Linked DNA regions of Homo sapiens: region 2 is linked to region 1. A link is an interaction called in ENCODE POLR2A ChIA-PET data of the cell type or tissue named here. Cell type or tissue: CD4-positive, alpha-beta T cell. All regions are shown on one strand. Links, peaks and the distances in the headings refer to the core of each region. The heading gives the core; the rest is flanking DNA. Region 1 holds the start of LOC105379827 (a long non-coding RNA gene). Region 2 holds the start of LRRC39 (leucine rich repeat containing 39).

Region 1 (6,913 bases), core at 712-5,711:
CTAAGATATCAAAAAGATAGAACTTAGAGTTACATTCAAAGGCATACTTTTAGTAGGAAATGGGTGCATATCTTCATTTACTTATACGTGCATAAAGAAATTCTAGACTGATATCAAATCAACTAATACCAGAAGTTACCTGGAAAGGACTAGACAGATGAGGATCAAGGATGGGAGGGATAATTTTCACTTAAACCTTCCTATATAGATTTTTTAAATTTCTGAACTATGTTAATGTATTTATATTTTCAAATATTTACATAAAAGTATTTGAGTGAAAAATATTTGAAAAATAGGCTATAAATTTAGTATTTATGTAGAATTGAAATCAATTCTATGTTAAGTAGTATTAATTATCTTACTATCTTTTCTTCTATTCTGGTATTATTATTTTAAAATTCTAGTTCTTGACTGGGTGCAGTGGCTCACACCTTTATCCCAGCACTTTGGGAGGCTGATGCAAGTGGATCACTTGAAGCCAGGGGTTCAAGAGCAGCTTGGCAGACATGGCAAAAGTCCATCTCTACTAAAAATACAAAAATTAGCCAGGCATGGTGGTGGGGGCCTCCAATTCCAGCTATTCAGGGGGCTGAAGCAGGAGATTCTCTTGAACCCAGGAGGCAGAGGTTGCAGTGTGCCACTGCACTCCAGCCTGGGCGACAGAGTAAGACCCTGTAATAATAATTACTACTACTATTAATTATGTTACTAACAGTAATAATAGTATAATGCTAACAACAAGAAAAACAAAAACCAAACATTGCACTAGGCAGAAGGATAAATTTATTACTTCATTTGATCCTTAGTTTAGACCTGAAGCCATTTTACAGATAAGGAAACTGTGGCTGAGAGAGGATAAGTAATTTGTCCGAGATACTTATTTACTACAGACAGCAAGAAGCAGAATGAGGCTTCAAACTGCTTGAAGTTTCTCTGCCTCCAAAGTATATACTCCTAACCACTTTGCTTAGAACTTAGAATTATCAGCATTATTACCCCTTTCTGAAAAAATAGGATTATATTTTACAAAGGACTTTCAAAGTATAGGAGCCATTAGAAGTGGAAGGAAAAATAAGCTTTGTCTTCACCATTAAAACTTTCATCTACATTATCTGCCATTTTTTATTTGCCCTTCCACGGCTGATTACCTCAGACTCTAGGTTGATTCAGAATATTTTCCCCTCAGGGTCCAAATCCCAATGCCTTACTCCTTGACTTCACTTTAATTAAGCACAATAGGTGTTGCTTCTTCCCTCCCCATGTCTTACCCTAACAGCTACCTCCTGTGATCTCAGAAGCAGAATGAGAATCCCTTGACTCTTAAGGGATTTAGTCTTAATGTATTCATTCAAATATTCACTAAAAGTGCTTTTAAGTATAAGGCACTGGGGCCTGCCCTCTGAGAGTTTACAGCAGAATGAGGAAGACAGACAAGCAGAGTCTTCTCAGTCACTCCCATTCCTTTCGCTCATTGTGTTGGTTAATTATGGTAATAATAATAAGCAATAAGCAATACACATGCTTGCAGATTTGGACACACAAGCAAAAAAGGCAAAAATATTAGAATCATTCACAATTCTAGCAGAGGTAAGTGTTATGGGAGTTTTGATGTATGGTCCCTTCTACTGTATGTATGTATGTATTTATTTATTTGAGAAACGGTATCACTCTGTCACCCACGCTGGAGTGTAGTGGGGCGATCTCAGCTTACTGCAGCCTTGACCTCCCAGGCTCAAGCGATCCTCCCACTTCAGCCTCTCAAGTAGCTGGGACTACAAGCACATACCACTATGCCTGGCTAACTTTTGTATTTTTAGTAGAGACGGGGTTTCACCATGTTGCCCAGGCTGGTCTCGAACTCCTGGGCTCAAGCTATCCACCAGCCTCAGCCTCCCAAAGTGCTGGGATTACAGCCATGAGCTACTGCACCCAGTCCCCTTCTACTTTTTAAATGAGCTCAAGTTCACCCCAAATTTTTAAAAGATCTTCTTTTGATGATACTTAGAAAACACAGTAATGAGAGAAAGGCTTCCTGGGGATGCCAGTCAGATTTGTGTGCCAAACTGGTGATTTAGGGTCCCCACTAAACAGGTGCTCCTGAAGAATCTTAGAGGGTCTTATTCTATATCCCCGGCCTCTGACATGTGACCAGAGCTCAATCACTGCTTATGAAATGAAAGAATGAATGGATGAATCAATGATGTAGATTACTGAAATCCAACAAATCTTGACATGATTATTAGCTTATAAATGAGGCACTTTTTGTGCTTGACATAAACTGTAAAGATATAGAAAGGATTCAAAGAAAAAAATAAATTCCTACAAGAAGAAAGCTCTTTTATTCTTGCTAGCTAGGGGGATAAAACTCTACGAAATGAAATAATAAAAACTACCATCTCATTTCATTCCATATAACATAATGGTTATTATCTTAAGACAATTAAAAAACACTACAACCCAACTCTAAAGTGTCCAGCTCTGTAGCAAAAGTTTAACCCAAGTCTCACCAGGAGTTATACCTGAATGGAAGATAGGGGGGGTTTGAGCCAGACAGGAGTGCTCTGTAGGCTTCTTCTGGTGTCTTCTTTAAATAGATTACCTAAGACAGATAAATAGTAACATTTAGAACACCCAAGAATGACACAAAACTAATTACTCACCAAATTTGCATTTCACTTCCTCCACTTTGAGTGACAGCTGTTACGGTGATAGTGTTGATCTTTACAAAGCAACAACTTGCCAACATTTCCTTTTCAGCATGAAGCTGCGCAGCAGCCTTTGTCTTCTCCATGGGTAAGCTTAGAGACAGAGGGCAGATCCATGAAGAGGCCATCCCAGGCTCTTTACAAAGGCACACTGAACAGACACAATGGCAGCGACAGTTGTACCCTCATAATATACCGTGTGCTCACCAAAGACCAACGCACACCTCCCTGACCTTCATCGAAGACCTGAGGTGAGTTATTTCAGTGCCTGGTAAATTTTGAAAGACTTCTCACAGTGAGCACAATATCCATGGGGTATCTACTGAATTTTCAGCCTACTCTTGAGGAAAGCCAGTGTTGCTCTCTAGACACTCAATAAAATCACAATAAAATGGGTGAAAATGTGTATGGGTAAGAGTATTGGAAAACATATTATCTTGGATTTTGATACCAAAGCTACTTAAATCCCTCTAGTCTGACAAGATGAACTAATCTTAAAGACACAAACAAAAAAGGATTCCTTAAAACCAGTGAACAACTCCCAGGTAATATACATAGATACTGAGTATATAGTATATGCCAGGCACTGTATCAGGTACTGGCACCTCCCTTAATAGAATTTATGCTTGTGGGGCAAAGACAATAATCAACAAAAATAAATACAGTCTAAGGTAAATGCTGAAAAGTAAATAAACAGGGGCCTGGAAAGCAGCTACCTGAGTCAAGGTAGTCAGGGAGGGGTCTCTGGGTGATGTTCAGGGTAAGATCTAGACTCTAGATGGGGAGAACCACAGGAAGAGCTAAGGGGAAGGAGGAATGGCTATCCAGGCATGAGAATGACAAAGACAAGTTCCCTGAGGTGGGAAAGAGCTTGGTAAGTTGGAGGAAAAGGAGGTCAGTGTGGCTAGGACTGAGAGAAGAGGACAGGGGGCGGGAGAAAGCCAGGCAGTGGCCGGAATGTGAAGAGCAATACAAACCACTGGGAGAGCTCAATTTTATTCCAAGAGCAATTTAATTTTTTAATTCTGAGCCGATGGTCTTGGTCCTTTTCCTCTATAGTCAGAAACGAGCTTAATTCCTACAATCTTCTCTACCTAAAATTAGTGGCACTATTTCCTTAGTATGTCCCAACATCAAAACCCTATGCATTTCAATGACAAGAATGGCAGAGTCTTGGTTCTTAACAGTAGGGTTTTCCTCTACTTACAGACCTTCTTTGAGCTTTAAGCTATTTCACTAGGAATATATTACATGTTTACTTATTAATATTTCAGGACTAGAAAACGAGTCCATTCTGAGTTTTCTAAAGAAAGAAAAATAAAATAAATAGATTAAAAATACTAACTTTAGTAACAAAACCCCATATTCATTTGGCAAGTAAACATGAAGGTCTGATAAAGCACACACCAACCAAAGCTTATTGAGTGTGAAACAAAAAGCAATAGAAAGGAAATAACTAAAAGTGCTGCCAGACAAGAGGCACAGATTCTAAAAATGGAGAATTGTCACTCTAGTTGCAGCTCAAATAATTACAAAACTCCATTTAAACCAACACTAGCTCTAAAGACCATTTTCAGTAACCAACATTACAACAGGTTTTACTGTACCCTAAGGGGTAGGTTATATAACAGAATTGGTTATAATGCAGTGATTTCTTAAGCCTAAAGATGCCGCAGTATTTGAAAGGTGACTGGTTGCTAAAAGGGAGGGCTGCTTGTAGAAAGCTTCTGTGTGTGGATTAGATAATTAAAGCTTAGACAACAACCTTTGAAAAGCAAAAATGCATTTTCCTCCCCAGGAGCAATTACGTTAATTCCCTTTAATTTGGAGGGAGTCATTCTGCAAGAGGGAGGCACCAGCCCACATGGAATGCTTCTTTAGATTGGCTACCCCACAGGGCTTTGCTCCTCATCTTACCTGCATGACTTAGCACACATGGCCCATGTTCTCACACTGCAAGATGAGACCCTTTGTTTTTATTTTTATCCCAGTGCTCAATTATTAATAAGTGCAAAGTGAAACCCAACAGAGGCCATCTAAATTCCAGGAAGATTCTTGGGGCATCTTTTACAGGTTGACCTTTCACAACCTGAAGGTAGGTATTTGGGCAAAGTGGGGAAATGTTCTCCTGATGAGTGAGTGCATTACTGCATGAATGCATGCTGGGTCATTAAAATACCAAATTCGATTTTTCCAGGACAAAATATGTCACATATTCTTATGCCAGATCTTCTTAGACATGTCTGCTTATTAAAAAGAGAGAGAGGAGAGAGACAGACTAGGCTAGATTAAAGCTCAGAAGAAAAGTGACATTTAGTAAGAAAGGTAAGGAACTTTCCAAACTCGCGTTGTTGCTCTAGGATGAAAACAGAATTCGAACAGTGGGCTGACTCCAAAGCCCACAGCAATTTCATCATATCTGCCTGAAAATATAAACTCAGTTGGTAGCATAGGTCTGGAAAAAAGGTTTCCACTCTTCCAAGTTCCTAAATGCCATTTCATTCCATTTGATTTTAAAACTTAGGGGACTTCAAACTGTTAACAGTTTGTAGTCACATTTGAGGAAAAGGGCAGGGGAAGGATCAGAAGGAGAAAGAGGAACTTTCTACCTTATAGTTCTACTATCAACACATTGTCTTTTTCACAGACATACACAAATCTGTTTTTTAAATGTGAAGTAAGTAAATTAGTTATGCAATGTCAAATGTGTACTCTTTCTAAAAATAAAATCCATATTTAATGCTCGAAAATTTGTTGCCAGATATTCTAATATTTCTAAAAATATTTTTGCCTTCTCTCAGCAGAATCATAAAAATATTTTCTGAATGAAATTAATTTCAAAGCATCTTCTAAATATCTTGATTTTTTCTCTTGTGCTCCTAAGGGGAAAGAAAGAATATGCTGTCTACTTTTCTCGCTAGGTATTAACATATATAAACCCAAACCAGAACTTTCCCCAAACTTTTGACTAATACAACTTAACAAAAGCATTTGCACAGATAATGTTTGGTGTACCACATCATTTTAGTGGGTGGTACATGCACGACTTTGATAAAATTGCCCTACTTTTGCCAAGAAGTCCTAGAAACCATATTAATAATATAGCATTTAACATATACTTTTATTTTTAACTGAGCAGGAGTCACCCAATTAAAGTGACTTTTTTCTGTTTAATTAACTTCCAGGTACCAAGAACTTAAATAACTTTTAGTTTCTTTAATAAAAGCTTCTTAAAGAGCCAGTATCTTAACATATATATTATCAACAGCTATGAGGTTTTATTAAACAGCGTAATAAAATTTACCCTACTACAAACCAGCACAATTTATATTGTTTACCAGTAAGCCAATGTTGCCCATTAGTTAATCATGCACTTTCCCAACTTCTGCCGTAGGTACCACCATGTACTACCATTCATTCTTTTTAAACACACATTTACTTTTGACTTAAATCAATTTGATGTAAAATGTTTTATATCATTGCTATAAATGGGAAAACCCGCCACTGAGTCTATACATAAATGAATATTAAAATGCATAACTCTTATAATTTTAAATATTTGTGTTTACTACACCGTGAGAAACAATGTAACAAATATCAAGTCTGTACTAATTTTATAGAGGAACACCAGACCAACATGAGAAGTTATATAGAATCCTCTTAGAATTCATCTGCAAATACTTCTAAATCATTTTTTTAAACTAAATCCTGCAGTCATTAAATCCTTAATACCTGCTCCAAAATAATATGTGAATTTCTGAAGCATTTTGGAATTTACAACTGTATTTCTCTACTCAGATAATTCAACCTCTCTGATACACAAGGGGAGATTCTTAAAACAATAAATGGCTTCATAGAGAAGTCTCAACCAGACTCTGGGTCATGAATTTGCTAATGATCTTTCTCTGGGGACATTTGCCTCAAACTTTACTATGTTTTTAGCTTTGTTTTTAGGTGCTATTTTTCCTCCAAAAAAAAAAAAAAAAAAAAAAAAACCTTTTCAGCAAAGCATAACACACACACACATACACACTATATATATATATATATATGTGTGTGTGTGTGTGTGTGTGTGTGTGTGTGTATATATGTATATATATATGTATATATATATATATTTAAAAGTGAAATCTGTGCCCCTACATTAATTATATTTATATTTTGTGACTTGGAAAGTGAAAATACTCTTGAGGATTCAATTTGGCCAT
Region 2 (6,913 bases), core at 742-5,741, 240 kb after region 1:
GGAAATAAAAAATATTTTACAATAGCTAGAAAGAAAAAAAAATACTTAGAAATAAATTCAACTAGAGGTGAAAGATCTGTCCACTGCAAACTATAAAACATTGATGAAAAAAATTGAAGACATAAATAAATGAAAAGATATCCCATGTTCATAGATTGGAAGAATTAATATTGTTAAAGTGTCCATACTACCCAAAGTGATCTACAGATTCAATGAAATCTCTATCAAAATCCTAATGACTGTTTTCACAGAAATAGAATAAACAATCCTAAAGTTCCACAAAAGACTTCAAATAGCCAAAGCAATCTTGAGCAAAAAGAACAAAGCTGGGGTGTTGACACTACCTGACTTCAAAATATACCACACCGCTACAGTAATCAAACAGCATGATAAGGCTGGACACAGTGACCCACGCCTATAATCACAACACTTTGGGAGGCTGAGGCAGAAGGATTGCTTGAGCCCAGGAATTCAAGACCAGCCTGGGCAACACAGGCAGAACCTGTCTCTGCAAAAAATGTTTTAAATGCTGGGTATGGTGGCGTGTGCCTGTGGCCCCAGCTACTCAGGAGACTGAGGTGGGAGAATTGCTTGGGCCTGGGAGGTCGAGGCTGCAAAGAGTTCTGATTGTACCACTGCACTCTAGCCTGGGCAACACAGTGAGATCCTGCCTCAAAAAAGGCTGCAAGAAAACAGCATGATAGCCAGGTGCAGAGGCACATGCCTATAGTCCCAGCTACTAGGGAGGCTAAGGCAGGAGGATTGCTGGAGCCCAGGAGTTCAATGCCAGCCTGGGCAACATAGTGAGACCCTGTCTCTAAAAATACAAATAAGTAAAACAGTATGGTACTGGCATAAAAACAGACGCAGACCGATAGAACAGAATAGAGAGCCCAGAAATAAATTCACACATTTATGGTCAATTGGTTTTTTGTTTGTTTTGAGACAGGGTCTCCCTTTGTCACCCAGGCTGAAGTGCAGTGATGCTATCATAGCTTACTGCAGCCTTGAGCTCTTGGGCTCAAAGGATCCTCCTGCCTCACCCTCCTGAGTAGCTAAGATTACAGGTGTGCCCCATTATGCCCAGCTAATTAAAACTTTTTTTTTTTTTTGTAGAGGCAGGGGCTTGCTATGTTGCCCAGGTTGGTTTCAAACTCCTGACCTCAAGCAATCCACACATCTCAGCCTCGTAATGTGCTTGGATTACAGGCATAAGCCAATATGCCCAGCCAACAGTCAACTGATTTTTGACAAAGGTGCCAAGAACACACAATCAGCAAACAACACTCTCTTCACTCAATGGTGTTGGGACAACTGGATATCCATATACAGAGGAATAAAACTAATACTTCATGCTACATTAAAAAATAAACTACAAATGAATTAAAGACTTAAATATAAGACCTAAAACTATAAAACTACTAGAAGAAACCATAGAAGAAAAGCTCCATGACATTCATCTGGGCAATAATTTTTTGGATACAAATCCAAAAACACAGGCAACAAAAACAAACATTGACAAATGGGATTACACCAAACTAAAAATCTCTTGCACGGCCAAGAACACAAACAACAAAGTGAAGAGACAACCTGTCTGCAAATCATACATCCGATAAGGGGTTAATAAAAAAAAAAAAAAAAAAAAAGAAACTCAACTCAGCAATGAGAAAACAAAGAACTCAATTTAAAAATTGGCAAAGGATCTGAGTAGACATTTCTCCAAAGAAGACATAAAAATATCCAACAGGTATATGAAAAAGTGCCCCAAATCAAAAATCACAGTGAGATATCACCTCACGCCTGTTAGAATGACTGTTATCAAAAACACAAAAGATAACACGTGTTGGTGAGGATGTGGAGAAAAGGAAACCCTTGCACATTGTTGGTGGGAATGTAAATTAGTACAGCCCTTGTGAAAAACAGTATGGAGATTCCTAAAAAAAATTAAAAATTAAAAAACTACTATAGGATCCATTAATCCAGTACTAAGTACGTATCCAAAATAAAGGAAATCAGTATGTCAAACAGATATCTGCACCCTGATGCTTATTACAATATTATTCACACTAGCCAAGATGAAATGAACCTAAGTGTTCATCAACAGATGAATGGATAAAGAAAATGCATATGTACACAATGGAGTGTTATTCAGCCTTGAAAAAGAAAGAAATCCTGTCACTAGCAACAACATGAATAAATGTGGAAGACATTATATTAAGTGAAATAAGCCAGGAACAGAAACACAAATATACCACTTAATTTCACTTATACACGGGATCTAAGAAAGTTGAACTCATAGAAGTAGAGAATATGGTGGTTACCAGAGACTTGGGAGAGGGGTTGGGGAAACAGACAAACAAACTACCTATTTCAAAATTTTTTTATAGCAGCCTGAGCAGACTAAGACAGACCCTTACCCAATACCATGTATAAAAATTAACTCAAGCCGGGCGCGGTGGCTCACGCCTGTAATCCCAGCACTTTGGGAGGCCGAGGCGGGCGGATCACGAGGTCAGGAGATCGAGACCACGGTGAAACCCCGTCTCTACTAAAAATACAAAAAATTAGCCGGGCGCAGTGGCGGGCGCCTGTAGTCCCAGCTACTCGGGAGGCTGAGGCAGGAGAATGGCCTGAACCCGGAAGGCGGAGCTTGCAGTGAGCGGAGATCGCGCCACAGCACTCCCGCCTGGGCGACAGAACGAGACTCCGTCTCAAAAAAAAAAAAAAAAAATTAACTCAAAACAGATCAAAGACCTAAATGTAAGATCCAAAACTATAAAACTCTAAGAAGTAAACATAGGTGAAAAGCTTCACAGCATTGGATTTGGCAATGATTTATTGGATAAGACATCAAAAGCACAGGCCACAGAAGAAAAGGTGAAGTGGATCAGGCCTATAATCCCAGTACTTTGGGAAACAGAAGTGGGAGGATTGCTTGAGGCCGGGGGTTCAAGATTACAGTGAGCTATGATTGCGCCACTGCACTTCAGTCTGGGTAACAGAGTGAGACCCTGTCTCTTAAAAAAAAGACAGACTGGATATCATAAAATTTTTTAAATTTGTGCATCAAAAGACACTATTAAGAGAGTAAAAAGGCAACCCACAGAATGGGAGAAAATATTTGCAAGTATTATATCTAATAAGAGATTAATATCCAGAATATTGTCATTCACCACTTAATGATGGGGATACATTCTGAGAAATACGTCATTTGGTGATTTTGCCATTGTGAGAACAACATAGAGTGTATTCTGTGTGATAAAATACACATAACATTAAATTTACCATCTTGATCATTTTTTTTTTTTTTTTTTTTTTTTTTTTTTTTGAGACGGAGTCTCGCTCTGTAGCCCAGGCTGGAGTGCAGTGGCGGGATCTCGGCTCACTGCAAGCTCCGCCTCCCGGGTTCACGCCATTCTCCTGCCTCAGCCTCCCAAGTAGCTGGGACTACAGGCGCCCGCCACTACGCCCGGCTAATTTTTTGTATTTTTAGTAGAGACGGGGTTTCACCGTTTTAGCCGGGATGGTCTCGATCTCCTGACCTCGTGATCCGCCCGCCTCGGCCTCCCAAAGTGCTGGGATTACAGGCGTGAGCCACCGCGCCCGGCCGATCATTTTTAAGTGTACAGTTCAGTGGTATTAAACACATTCATAATATTGTGCAACCATCACCACCATCTATCTCCATAATTTTTTATTTGTCCTTTTGTAACTGGCTTACTTAGCATAATGTCCTCAAGAATCATCCATGTCGTAGCCTTTGTCAGAATTCCAGAATTACATTACAGTACTTGCCTAGTAAGGGAGTTGCTGCTGCTGACCCCAGAACCAGCTACATCTGCTGAGGCTAGGCAACTTTTGCTGCCAAAACAAACCCCAGAACATACTGCCTTTGCTGCTACCCATGCCAGCAAAAATGGACACCAGCGACACAAGTCACCCAACAGAGCCCTTTGTTGGTGTATATAATTAGTGGAACCTTAGTAGTGTATAAAATTAGTCACATACCCCATTCCAGTAGCAGGGGAGGCTGGGATTTCTTTTCCCCCTCAAATTCTACCTTGGAAAGGTAGGATTCATGATGTGGGGGATTATAAAAATGTGGATGGTGTTCAAAATATTTTGGACAGTCGTAAATGACAGATAGATATTCATTATATAGTGCCTGTCTCTTTGCATTCACTTTCTACATCCCTCCAAAGTCACCAAAATTCTGGCTAATTTGTGTCATAAATAGCTCAGGCATCTATTCACTTTCCCTATCCTCCCGGGCATTTCTTTAGTGTAAGTCACTCCATGGGGATGGGAAATAAAAGGTAGATAAGGGAAGGAGAAGAGAGATGCCTTGAAATTTGTGGGTTCTCTATAAATACTGTCAAATTAAAATTTAATTGTACGTAGTGCCAAAGGCAGAAAGAAATCTTAATTTTCTCCAAGGTAACAATATACTGTTCTTTTTAACTGAAACAAAACTCCCTGGATCTCTCTCTCTCTCTCTCTCTTTTTTTTTTTTTTTCTTCAGACAAGGAAGGCTCTGTTGCCCAGGCTGGAGTGCAGTGGCACCATCACAGCTTGACCTCCCTGGCTCAAGGTATCCTCCCACCTCAGTCTCCCAAGTAGCTGAGACTACATATACACACCACTACACCTGGCTAGTTTTATTTTATTTTATTTATTTTTATTTTTATGGAGACAGGGCCACCATGCCTGGCTACTTTAATTTTTTTTTTTTTTTTTTTTTTTTGGTAGATACAGGGTCTCACTCTGTTGCTCAGGCTGGTCTCCAGCTCCTGGGCTCAAGTGATCCTACCATCTTGGCCTCTCAAAGTGCTGGGATTACAGGTGTGAGATCTTGATTTTTACTTATGAACACATGCAAGCACTCTGTATGTGTTGGGTGGTGTACACTCTCGGGACAGGGAAGTTAGAGTTTCAATTGTGGCCATGGCTTCTTTACTCTTTCTGTGATCTTGAGCAGTCCCACAACTCTTAGAACTTAATTCATTATAGAAGTGTTGGAGAATTTCTGTGAGATAATCAGGCATAAATTTTTAAAGCATTAATATTGCTGAGATGTCCAAATGACTACATAAATTATGATCCACCTACACGCTAAACTGCTATGTAGCCATTAAAAAGAATGACGCTGCTCTAAATATACTAATATGAAACAGTTTCCAAGATATCCTGAGTGAAGAAAAGACAGTATAGAACAATGTATATAGTATGCTACCATTTTTGTATGTGTGCATGCCTTCACATATGTGTGCTTTTAAGGGATATAGGCATATTTAAGCTCGTAAATTCATAGACCATCTTTGTAAAGGTACACAAAGAACTGGCAATAGTGGTTGCCTTCAGAGAAGAGAACTTGAAGAGAACCTCCCTACTGGAGGCAGGGATGGTGGAAGGGGTGGGGGATGGAGAGAGTGGAGATTGAGCTTTTGAATTCTGTTCCATGTGCATATATTATAAATTCAAAAAAAGATATAGTTTATTTTTTAAGAACCTGGAATTAAGTCCTATCTATGAAAGCTGAAGAGATCAAAGTGAGAGGTAATTTAATTTGAAGCCCAGGTACAGCAGAAGTTTGGGGCTTCTGTGTTACTCATGCTTATCCACACCTTTATTTTTTCTTTTTCTAAAGCATCTGGGTCTTTAGTTCAAATATTTGCAGATCCATGGTTTACTGGGTAGAATTTTTGTTGTGGCATACATCAACATATTCCAAGTTTCTCTGCTTGGATGGAATAGATGCATGAAATTCTGTGAAATGATTAAGCTGTGAAAAGTAGAAGGACTTTGAATAGGCATTATTTTTCAAGATCTTAGAAATAGTTATGCCTGATAGTTTTATAATGTCTGTAGCGTATTTTGCAGTCCACAGAACGCACTCACATACATTATCAGCTGATCCGTCGCAAAGAAGCCTCATGTGATTCTTTCTATTCTCAGCTTTGTCCATGAACTAAAATTAGAACTAGGCTGACATTACATTTCACTTGGTTACAGCTGACTGGGGATTTTAATCATTTGGAGCCACACTGAAAAAAAAATTTCCCCCTGCAATCTACTCTTAACTGATAGTCGCTAACTTTGGTTATGTGTGGTAAGTATTTGACAATGGTAAGTATTTTTCAAAAACATTTTTCCTTTCTTCTTCACATGTAAATAGATTGCTGCTGATACCTATACTGTGTCTGTATTGGTTGGAATGTCCAAACAAACTGGAATAGAATTTAAAAGTTTTTTTGCGGGGTGTTCATGGTCACTCATATAATTGTGCTCCTCTGGAAGATAGATTTCCCCAGAAGTAAGAAACAATTCTTCTGCAATTCTTTTCTATGCTTACCTCACTTGTCACATTATGTGCTTTTTTTCTATTATGGTACTAATCAGAGTAGAGAGCAGTCCTGTGCTGGAGGAAGAAATATATCATTATTGACTTGTGTTTCCCTAGGGGAAGTTGGTTGTTATAGGAAAACTGATGGATGAGCAACATTTAATGGCAAATGAGGAAATGAATTAGCAAATGGATGAATTGTTTTACATGTCTTCTAAAATACATGTATACATGTAGATACTTGGGAATTCAAAAATATTTTTATTCGAGTATTTAGCAAAAACTTCAAACTTTCTTAAATTAGAGACAATAAATTGTAAATTGGTTGCAATATGCTCAGGAAGTTGGATTACCAGTGTATGTATCCCAAGGTTTCTTCACAGCAAAGAGATCTCGCATTCTGTTCCTGAGTAAATTCGGCATGCCTTGCTTAGAGATTCTCTCAACAATTTCCTGCCTATGCCAATTATTTATCAATCTTGAAATTTTAAACTTTTTTCTGTAATATAGTTCTCCTCTTTCTTTGACTGTCTCACACACATATATACTGCATAATATTAGTTTAAAAAA

What was found. ChIA-PET counts read pairs that join two places held together with the same protein. Peaks named below come from ENCODE experiments on the same cell type or tissue, not always from the same donor. Only the 100,000 strongest peaks of a DNase experiment are listed, where the experiment ranks them.
Region 2: POLR2A ChIA-PET joins it to region 1 with 6 read pairs; 3 of 35 experiments call an interaction of 5 or more read pairs at or near these places.

Annotation. Positions count from the first base shown.
Region 1 is chr1:100,419,908-100,426,820 of GRCh38, reverse strand. It overlaps CDC14A (cell division cycle 14A), which reads right to left. Exons shown (of 16, transcript NM_003672.4): 5 at 2,520-2,599. LOC105379827 (a long non-coding RNA gene) reads left to right here and starts at 2,749. Exons shown (of 3, transcript XR_007066254.1): 1 at 2,749-2,956. In CD4-positive, alpha-beta T cell, for the core only: a CTCF peak has its summit at 2,525; a DNase peak (open chromatin) is centred at 2,660; H3K4me3 peaks cover 3,340 bases; H3K27ac peaks cover 2,998 bases.
Region 2 is chr1:100,177,331-100,184,243 of GRCh38, reverse strand. LRRC39 (leucine rich repeat containing 39) reads left to right here and starts at 5,988. Exons shown (of 10, transcript NM_144620.4): 1 at 5,988-6,109. In CD4-positive, alpha-beta T cell, for the core only: no CTCF peak of the experiment used is centred there; no DNase peak of the experiment used is centred there.